3 separate regions of the Homo sapiens genome follow, and all the other regions are linked to region 2. Evidence: chromatin contacts called from ENCODE Hi-C or POLR2A ChIA-PET data. All regions are on one chromosome and are shown on one strand. Each heading gives the region's core, a stretch centred on a gene start or an enhancer-like site at or near the end of the contact. The rest is flanking DNA. Distances are from core to core; before and after follow the strand shown.

Region 1 (3,383 bases), core at 781-3,280, 1.2 Mb before region 2:
TTTTCTTGCTTGTGCTACATAAAATAATGGTACATATTACAATTGAAGGCATCTTATAATAGAAATGCCCTTTCCTGTTCCCTTTTAAGGCTGACCCAGTGCTTTAAGAGGCTGATACAGAAGGGTAAAGTTAAGTCTCCACAAAATCCAGGGAAGAGACTGTGAAACTCATCTTAGAACCTTGTATGGAGTCACAGCTGAACTAGGAAAAAAAAAAAAAAAAAAAAAAGGAAAGAAAGGCATTCCAGAGATAAAGAATAGACTAAGGAGAGGAGATATTTGAAGCCATAATGATTGAGAATATGTCAGACTTGAAATGAATCTTCAGTTCCCTCAACAAGACAAATAAAACTAACTCCATACCTAGATACATGGTAGAAAAACTAAAGAATTCTGCTGACCAAGGTATTAAAAGTAACTAAAGAGAAGTGGTGTGAAGAAAGCAAGAGAGAAACAACAAATCCTGTCCATCCTGTAACAATTGAAAATTTCTGGCTGGGCGTGGTGGCTCACGCCTGTAATCCCAGCACTTTGAGAGGCCGAGGCAGGTGGATCACCTCAGGTCAGGTGTTCAAGACCAGCCTGGCCAACATGGTGAAACCCCGTCTCTACTAAAAAAAAATAATAATAATAATACAAAAATTAGCCGGGGGTGGTGGTAGGCACCTGTAATCCCAGATACTCGGGAGGCTGAGGCAGGAGACTCACTTGAACCTGGGAGGCGGAGGTTGCAATGAGCTGAGATCGCGCCACTGTACTCCAGCCTGGATGACAGAGCAGGACTCCATCTCAAAAAGAAAGGAAAAGAAAAGAAAAAATATTAAATGTGTACGCTCTTTGACTCAGCTGTATTACTTCAAGGAGTTGATATCACCAAAATTGCCTAAGTGCTCAAAGGTGTTTGTAGTTAAACAACAGGAGATTGATAAATTATGTTATATACATGTGATGCTATGTTTTAAAGAGGTACTGATATGATAAAAGATGTACGTGGCATAAAATTAAATGTACTTTATTAAGTACTTTTCCAAGTGTTTACGGAATGAGTGCATTTTTGAAAAAAAAAAAGTGTATTCGAACTTTTAAAAAAGCTTTAAAAGCTTTATACAATGAACGATTGAGTGATTATAAGAGCTGGCGGGGGAATGTTAAGAGGATGATAGGGAGCTAAGTTTAACAGAACAATTCACCTCTTTATCTTGTGACACCTACGAGCGCATCAATTCTGTAATTGAAAAATAAAGTGCATATTTGCAGCAGCTGTACTCTCTTCAGGCTGCAAGGAGGCTTTTCCTCCCGGTAGGCTTGATTTGCATTTCACTTTCACTTTCGTGGCTGGAAACTTTCTACCCACGTAGTGGGAGGCTGAGGAGCCACCATAAAGCTGGGGCTTGACGAGCCGGGACCGGGACCCGATCTCCACATATGCCCGGACTTGTTCTGCGGCCGGGTTCAGGAGTCAAAGAGGCGGGGAGACCTGCGCGACGCTGCCCCGCCCTGCGCCCGCTTCCTCCAATGTATGCTCTAGGGGGCGGGCCTCGCGGGGAGCATGGACACGATTGGCCCTAAAGTCTTCCCCGCAAGGCCGTGGGCTGGACAGCGTGGTGACGTCGCAACGCGGCGCAGGGTGAGAGCGCGCGCTTGCGGACGCGGCGGCATTAAACGGTTGCAGGCGTAGCAGAGTGGTCGTTGTCTTTCTAGGTCTCAGCCGGTCGTCGCGACGTTCGCCCGCTCGCTCTGAGGCTCCTGAAGCCGAAACCAGCTAGACTTTCCTCCTTCCCGCCTGCCTGTAGCGGCGTTGTTGCCACTCCGCCACCATGTTCGAGGCGCGCCTGGTCCAGGGCTCCATCCTCAAGAAGGTGTTGGAGGCACTCAAGGACCTCATCAACGAGGCCTGCTGGGATATTAGCTCCAGCGGTGTAAACCTGCAGAGCATGGACTCGTCCCACGTCTCTTTGGTGCAGCTCACCCTGCGGTCTGAGGGCTTCGACACCTACCGCTGCGACCGCAACCTGGCCATGGGCGTGAACCTCACCAGGTGAGCCTCGCGGCCCCGGGAAGCCGGCCCCGGCCCGCCTGCACCTCCGGTGCTTGGCGGGAGCGCTTTCGAGCCTAGCCCTCATTGGCTGGCGTGGGCCATCCGCGCCTTCTCATTGGCCTGCCACGCAGTGGGGTGGGGCCCAGCTGAGCGCGCGGTTCGGAAAAGCCCGCGCTGGCTGCTGCGCGAACCTGCTTTTTCGCGCCAAAGTCACAAAGCGGGTGGTGGCGGGAAAATCAAGGGTTTTTCCGCAGTGCCAGGAACACTGTTCCAGGGCTCTTTGCTCACTAAATCCTGTTGGCCTTGAATGGACGCTTTAGCTGTGGCTTTCTTGTTTCTGAGACGGTCTCGGTGTGTTGCCCGGGCTGGTCTCCAACTTCTGGGCTCAAGCGATCCTCCCGGCTCAGTCGCGGTTGACTTTAAATGCTTTATAATGCCCTTGCGAGAAATGTGGCAGCCTGTCATCCTACTTAGTGGCAGGAGATTGTTTCTATCCAGAAGGGACACTGCTGGTGGTATTTTAGTATAAATACTGCCAGATGCGTCCCAAAACGTCTGCATTAATAATGGCATCCTCCAGCAGTCCGCTTACCCTCCACCAGTTCTGAGACGGCCTGATGGGTGAGAGTGGTAACCCCTTCTAACCGCGTTCGAAATACAGCCCTTCAGCAGACGGCGTTGATTTTAAAGCATGTGTCTCCTGTCTTCTAGTATGTCCAAAATACTAAAATGCGCCGGCAATGAAGATATCATTACACTAAGGGCCGAAGATAACGCGGATACCTTGGCGCTAGTATTTGAAGCACCAAGTAAGTCGTACCTTTTTACCGAGTCACGAAGCTACAGAAAATCAAAACTCTGTGTCAGTATTTCTCAAAAGCATCTGCTTTCTTTTGGTAGACCAGGAGAAAGTTTCAGACTATGAAATGAAGTTGATGGATTTAGATGTTGAACAACTTGGAATTCCAGTGAGTATCAGTTTCTCATTGTAGAGAGTGCTGTACACAGGCACGATAGTTATGTCATAGAATGTTTGTTTATTTTTACAGACAGGGTCTTGGCTCTGTTGCCCAGGCTGGAGTGCAGTAGTGCCATATAGCTCTCTCTAACCTGGGATTCCTGGGCTCAAGCAGTCCTCTTGCCTTAGTCTCCTAAGTGGCTAGGAAGGACTACGGGCCTGTCCCACCACACCTGGCTAATTTTTTCATTTTTGTGTGTGGGCGTGGGGGCAGTCTTGCCCAGGCTGGTCTGGAACTCCTGGCCTCAAGTGATCCTCCTCCGTCAAGATATGTTAATATAATTTAAGCCTACTTCATAACAACTTTTTCTAGAAATATATCTACTG
Region 2 (3,348 bases), core at 1-2,500:
CAATGAAAGCAAGATAGAGCGCCTGGCAGCATTCCCCAGGGGCCAGACATGGTGGCGAGACTCCAGTTAAGTGTGCAGCACAGAACACATCAGAAAGCATTCTGGGAGAGGAGGGCTCTGCAGTCACCCATCTCAGACCAGCCCTGAGCCTGAAAACACCACTTTTGACCAGAGTTCCTTATTTTTTTCAGTTAGTGAACATGCCAGCAAACAACTGAGGGAGACAAGAGAAATTATGTGGTAGACAAGACTGAAAACAATTTTATGACATGAAATGATTTTAATTATATTTCAATCTCATTGTTCATGATCTAATGATGTTCCTTTTAGGTAGTTTCTTCCTCAACGTATAGCAGATGCCCTAATTTTTCATACTAAAGGAGCAATAAAATGCTACCCTTTTAGTGGTTCTGATTGTCGTCCATACATCTGAACTAGACAACCACCTCTAGATGGCCAACTCCTATCACTAGCGTACCTTTAATCTTCATTTGACTCAAGAAAATTCAAGTTCCATTAGAGATGGAAATTATTTCACCACTTGCTACTGGCATTATTTTTAACAATCAAATTACCATAAATTGTATATAAGCTAAAAAATGCATACTGTGAGAAAATCCTGCTCAAATTTGTACGCTCCACCTCCAGTGGCACAAAAGACAGTGTGGAGACTCGAGAAGTTTTTATCTCTGCCCATTTGAATAAAAGCAGGCATGTCATGAGTGGGAAAGCGTATAAAGTGCAGATTGCCTTTGCGTCCACACAGAGTCAGGTCCTTCAGCTCGAGGTGCACGTCCCGAATGCCTGTAGACCCATAAGCCACATTGGAGGTCAGGTACTTCCGAATGCTTTTAAGACTTTCCACTTCTTCCTCTTCTTCTTCAGCAGTGATGTCTTTGGGTTCAAAATATACCAGCTTGACCAGAGTTCCACCGATATCCAGTCCAAACCATGGAAAAACTAAATGGGGAAGAAAAATAAGTCAGAACAGCTTTTTTCTGAAAATTAAATTTACCCTTACCACAGTAGCAACTTATTTCAAACGCTAGGGTTTCCAAAGAACATAATTCTAGGCAAAAGGGTTTTGGGGCAAAGAAATGTGATTCTGTCTTGATTTAGATGCATAACTTAAAAAAAAAATACTACGGCAAAGACGAAAAAGAAAAATATCAAAGTATTGAGCCAACCCAACCATTCTGTCAGACAAGCGCAAACCGCACTATGAAGTGTTTTAAAAATAACAAGATGACTACTCGTAAGCCTCAACTGTGAAAAACAAAGATTCAGAATGAAAATCTCTCTTTCCTATCGGCTTAAAAAAAAACATTGAGACTTCAGAGTTCTGGTTTAGCAGCAAACTAGAAACAGGAAATTCCCAAACCTATGTAACATATAACCTCCAATGGTCAATTTATCTTTCAAAATCTGATATTCCAAAAATAAAAGGTTTCAATAGACATTAACACCGGTTCCCAAAATGTCCTTTAGGCCAAGCGCAGTGGCTCACACCTGTAATTTCAACACTTTGGGAGGCCAAGGTGGGTGGATCACCTGAGGTCAGAAGTTTGAGACCAGCCTGACCAATATGGTAAAACCCCATCTCTACTAAAACAAAAATTAGCCAGGCATGGTGACGTGCACCTGTAGTACCAGCTACTCAGGAAATCTAAACCAGAACTGCTTCAACCTGGGAGGTGGAGACTGCAGTGAGCTGAGATCACACCACTGCACTCCAGCCTGGGCGACAGAGTGAGGCTCTGTCTCAAAAAAAAAAAAAAAAAAAAAAGGCAGGGCTGGGCACGGTGGCTCACGCCTGTAATCCCAACACTTGGGGAGGCTAAGGCAGGTGAATCACAAGGTCAAGAGACCAAGATCATCCTGGCCAACATGGTGAAACTATCTCTACTAAAAATACAGAAATCAGCTGGCTGTGGTGGCGTGCGCTTGTAGTCCCAGCTACTCCGGAGGCTGAGGCAGGAGAATCGCTTGAACCCATGAGGCAGAAGCTGCAGTGAGCCAAGATCGCACCACTGCACTCTAGCCTGGCGACAGAGTGACACTCCGTCTCAAAGAAAAAAAAGGCCTGAAGAGATTGGATCAAAGTGGACTGCACAGACATATGGAAGGTCCCAATTTAATGAGGGCTCAAAGTAATGATTTTTCAAATTTACAATGGTGCAATAAGCATTCAGTAGAAACTCTACTTCAAGTATTTATTGTTTTTTTTATTTTTAGTACAGTATTCAATAAATTACAAGATATTCGACATTTTATTGTAAAATAATTATCTTTTATATTATTCATTATTAAATCATCTAGCTTTATGCTAGAAGATTTTGCCCAACTGTAGGCTAATATAAGGGTTCTAAGCACATTTAAGGTAGGTTTGGCTAAGCTATGATGTTCAATAGGCTGGGTATATTAAATGCATTTTGACTTACAGTATTTTCTTTTTCTCTTTTTTGAGGTAAGGTCTCACTGTCACCCAGGCTAGAATGCAACGCCACAATCTCAGCTCACTGCAACCTCTGCCTCCTGGGCTCAAGTAATCCTCCTATCTCAGCCTCCTGAGCAGCTGGGACTAAAGGTGCATGCCACCACACCCACCTAATTTTTGTATTTTTTGTAGAAACAGGGTTTCCCCATGTTGCCAGGCTGGTCTTGAACTCCTGGGCTCAAGCAGTCCACCCAGGTCAGCCTCCCAAAGTGCTGGGATTACAAGTGTGAACCACTGCGCCCAGCCTGATTTACAGTATTTTGAACTTCTGATGGGTTTATGGAATGTAGCATAAACATCGTAAGTCAAAAAGCATCTGTACATGCTTCCCCTCCCAATCTAAATCGTAGAAATTACTAAAGATGTGGGTTTAGGCCGGGCACGGTGGCTCACACCTGTAATCCCAGCACTTTGGGAGGATGAGGAGGGCAGATCACCTGAGGTCAGGAGTTCAAGACCAGCCTGGCCAACATGGTGAAACCCCCATCTCTACTAAAAATACAAAATTAGCCGGGCGTGGTGGCGGGCACCTGTAATCATAGCTACTCAGGAGGCTGAGGCAGGAGAATTGCTTGAACCCGGGAGGTGGAGGTTTCAGTGAGCCAAGACAGCACTACTGCACTACAGCCTGGGTGACAGAGCAAAACTCCACCTCAAAAAAAAAAAAAAAAGGGTGTGGGTTTATTGATATATTTGATATATTATTTTCTAAAATAATTCTGGGAAACAAGAAGAGATAGCAGGCCGGGTGTGGTGGCTCACGCCTGTAATCCCAGCACTTTGGGAGGCCGAGGCGGGAGGATCATGAGGTCAGGAGATCGAGACCATCCTGGCTAACAAGGTGAAACCCC
Region 3 (3,289 bases), core at 284-2,783, 1.2 Mb before region 2:
GAGCTTAGCAGCAGGATAGATGATTACAAATAATATCAAAATTGAGAGAACTTCTACTCTACTAGAATAACATTTAGGAACATTGTCTCATTCACAATAACTATAAAACAAAATACTTGAAGATCAAATTAATAGAAAGTTACTGAAGATAGTAACCCAGCTTTTATTAGTTTTATAAAATAATCTTCTTAAGTATCTCAGTAAGATGTAATGATTTTTTTCAAACAAACAAAAACTATGCAGTTTTTTAAACTAAAAATACAAAAGTTAGCCAGGTATGGGGGTGCATACCTGTAGTCCCAGCTACTCGGGAAGCTGAGGCAGGAGGATCACCTCAGCCTGGGAGGCAGAGGTTGCAGTGAGCCAGGATCGCACCTCTGCACTCCAGCCTGGACAACAGAGCAAGACCCTGTCTCAAAAAAGAAAGGAGAGAGAGAAAATAAGGCTTTCCAATTTTTTTTTCTTCTTTTTTAAAAATTTCAGTGAATTTCAGTCGTGAGTGACCATTCTCCCAGGAGATGGAAAGATTATTTCATTACACTAGTAAAAGCTGGGTGCAGTGGCATGCACCTGTAGTCCCAGCTGAGGTGGGAAGATGACTTGAGCTCAGGAGTTGGAGGCTGTAGTGATCTATGATTGTGCCATTGCACTCCAGCCTCGGTGACAGAGCAAGCTGTCTCTAAAAACAAAACAAAAACCTAAAGTCTCAATATTATAAAGAAATGCAAATTCATCTACAAATGCAATTCCATTCTAATCAAAATCACATAGAAGGAGTGGGGGAATTCAACAAAGTGGTTCTGAAATCTATCTAGAAATAAAAGATTAATATAATAGCCAAGGAAAAGTCAAAGGGGAAACTTGAGAATACTTAACCTCTTTGATATTAAATGACATTACAAATCAGGCATGCTGTCTTGTGCCTGTAGTCCCGCTACTCAGAAGGCTGAGGCAGGAGGATTCCTTGAACCCAGGAGATCAAGGCCAGCCTGGGCAACATGGCAAGACCCTGTCTCTAAAACAATAAAATAAAATGGCATTATAAACCTACAGAAATTAAAACAGGGTGATTCTGCATAGGCATTGAAAGAAAAATCAATGGAACAGAAACACTATGCAAAAAGAGTCACAAATATCAGCAAAATTTTGTATGTGATAAATGGGCAATTAAAATCACCAGAGAAAGGATAGCTTGTTTAATAAATAGTGTTGGAATAACTAATTAACAAATGTAGGCTGGGCCCATTGGTGCATGCTTGTAGTCCCAGCTACTTGGAAGGCTGAGGCAGGAGGATTGCTCGAGGCCAGGAGGTTGAGGCTGCAGGGAACCATGATCACACCACTGCAGTCCAGCCTGGGCAACAGAGCAAGAGTCTGTGTCTCAAAAAAACACACCAAAAGACAAGTGGCCCAGTTCTGTGGGCTCATGTTTGGATTGAACTTCCTCATCTCTTAAAGGAGGGCGTCGCCACATGACTTGCCTTGGCGAGGAAATGTGAGTTCAAGCAATATGTGTCATTTCTGAGTAGCGGCTCTAACCGCCAGTTTCACTTTCCCTCTGCCACGGTCCTAGAGTGATCGTGATGCACAACAGAGCCCCGCGTTGACCCATAATGAACACAAAGTGCGAGAGTGAAGTACACCTTTGTTGTGTTAAGCCACTAGATTTGGGGGTTTCTGTCATGCAGCATATCCCAGCCTACCCTGGATGATACAGTCTCTATCTCATACTTCACACCTGTTAGAGGAAAAACAAGTCACCCCAGGAAATTAGAAACATGAATGATTAGCATTTGCTGGGAGTATCTGTGCTTCCAAAGAGGGTGATAGGGAGAAGCCATTGTTTATTCAACAGAGTGAAGGACCGGCTACATAACTTGTAACTTGTGGGGCCCAGTGCCAAATGAAAATGCGCAGTCCCTTGTTTAAAAACTGATTAAAAACTTCAAGAGGGTGACAGCAGAGCATTAAATCAAGCACAGAGTCCCTCTAAGCATGGGTCCCTGGGCGTCTACACAGGTCACACACCCAGGAAATCATGAAGCATCTTTGGCTGTGTCTAATTGACATGTCTGCATCCTCCCTTTTCTCCTGAGCCAGTTTCTACTGCTCTGCCTCAGATTATACTTCCATGGGGCAGTGAGGTTGATGTCTGTGTGTCATTCATGAAGTGTTGATACAAATATCACCTCAGTGAAGCTAAGCCCCCAGGCCCCATGCTACTTATCTCTGATCCTGATTCATTTTTCTCCTTAATACTCACTACCATCATAGTATATATTTCACAAATTTATCTTACTTACAAGTATTTCCCCTAGTAAGATGGAATCCACAAGGGCACAGATTTTTTTTTTTTTAGTTGAGTCTTGCTCTCTTGCCCAGGTTGGAGTGCGCTGTTGCAATCTCAGCTCACTGCAACCTCTGCCTCCCAGGTTCAAGTGATTCTCCTGCCTCAACTACCCAAGTAGCTGGGACTACAGGCGCCTGCCACCACACCCTGCTAATTTTTGTATTTTCAGTAGAGATGGAGTTTCACCATATTGGTCAAGCTGGTCTTGAACTCCTGACCTCAAGTGATCCACCCACCTCAGCCCCCCAAAGTGCTGGGATTACAGGTGTGCGCCACCATGCCCAGTTAATTTTTGTATTTTTAGTAGAGACGGGATTTTGCCATGTTGACCAGGCTGGTCTGGAACTCCTGACCTCAGGTGATCCACCCACCTCCCAAAATGTTGGGATTACAGGCGTCAGCCACCACACCAGGCCAAGGACCAGATTTTTGTCTATTTTGGTCACTGTGTAACCTCAACATTTAGGATAGCCTGTCAGATAGCTGGGACTCAGTAAATGTTTGGTTTTTGTTTTGTTTTGTTTTGTTTTTGAGACAGGGTCTTGCTCTGTTGCCTAGGCTGGAGTGCAGTGGCACAATCTCAGCTCACTGCAGCCTCTACTTTCCTGAGCTCAAATGACCCTCCCACCTCAGTTTCCCGAGTAGCTGGGACTACAGGCACATGCCACCATGTTCAGCTAATTTTGTTTGTTTTTTGTAGAGATGGGGTCTCACTATGTTGCCCAGGCTGATCTCGAACTCCTGGGCTCAAGCAATCCTCCTGCCTTGGCCTCTCAAAGTGCTGGGATTACAGGTGTGAGCCACTGCACTCTGCCAATATTTGTTGAAAGAATGTATGAATGAATTTAAAGAATATCAATTGACTGGGCATGGTGGCTCACACCTGTAATCCCAGCACTTTGAGAGGCCAAGGTGGGTGGATCACCTGAGGTCAGGAGT

What was found. A loop is a pair of places that touch in the nucleus more often than their neighbours do. ChIA-PET counts read pairs that join two places held with the same protein, here RNA polymerase II (POLR2A). Pooled maps may share reads with other maps.
Region 1: a loop to region 2 is called in a pooled map, with 4 times the contacts of the local background. The contact joins the promoter of PCNA-AS1 here to the enhancer-like site in region 2. A Hi-C loop is called at or near these places in 2 of 37 single-sample maps with no recorded cell type and 3 of 50 pooled maps.
Region 3: a loop to region 2 is called in a pooled map, with 6 times the contacts of the local background. The contact joins two enhancer-like sites. A Hi-C loop is called at or near these places in 2 of 50 pooled maps. POLR2A ChIA-PET finds 5 or more read pairs at or near these places in 2 of 52 experiments (GM12878 and activated T-cell).

Annotation. Positions count from the first base shown.
Region 1 is chr20:5,118,233-5,121,615 of GRCh38, reverse strand. PCNA-AS1 (PCNA antisense RNA 1) reads right to left here and starts at 2,030. Exons shown (of 1, transcript NR_028370.1): 1 at 1,647-2,030. It overlaps PCNA (proliferating cell nuclear antigen), which reads left to right and starts at 1,658. Exons shown (of 6, transcript NM_182649.2): 1 at 1,658-2,038; 2 at 2,750-2,847; 3 at 2,939-3,006. The coding sequence starts at 1,818. LOC124900464 (small nucleolar RNA SNORA26) reads left to right here and starts at 77; the gene lies at 77-199. RefSeq lists enhancers at 1,125-1,574, 1,705-1,874, 1,323-2,203, 2,315-2,464, 2,204-3,084 and a silencer at 2,065-2,124.
Region 2 is chr20:3,905,538-3,908,885 of GRCh38, reverse strand. It overlaps PANK2 (pantothenate kinase 2), which reads right to left. Exons shown (of 7, transcript NM_001386393.1): 2 at 608-960. Among named protein-coding and RNA genes, the nearest start is that of MIR103A2, 10 kb to the left of the region's middle. RefSeq lists enhancers at 2,069-2,148, 2,870-3,348. Within about 2 kb of position 1,250, at least 9 of the 41 ENCODE cell types and tissues checked have a DNase peak (open chromatin) inside an H3K27ac peak, as active enhancers do.
Region 3 is chr20:5,076,900-5,080,188 of GRCh38, reverse strand. It overlaps a transcript of TMEM230 not described here. Among named protein-coding and RNA genes, the nearest start is that of TMEM230, 35 kb to the left of the region's middle. RefSeq lists an enhancer at 1,203-1,272. Within about 2 kb of position 1,533, at least 23 of the 41 ENCODE cell types and tissues checked have a DNase peak (open chromatin) inside an H3K27ac peak, as active enhancers do.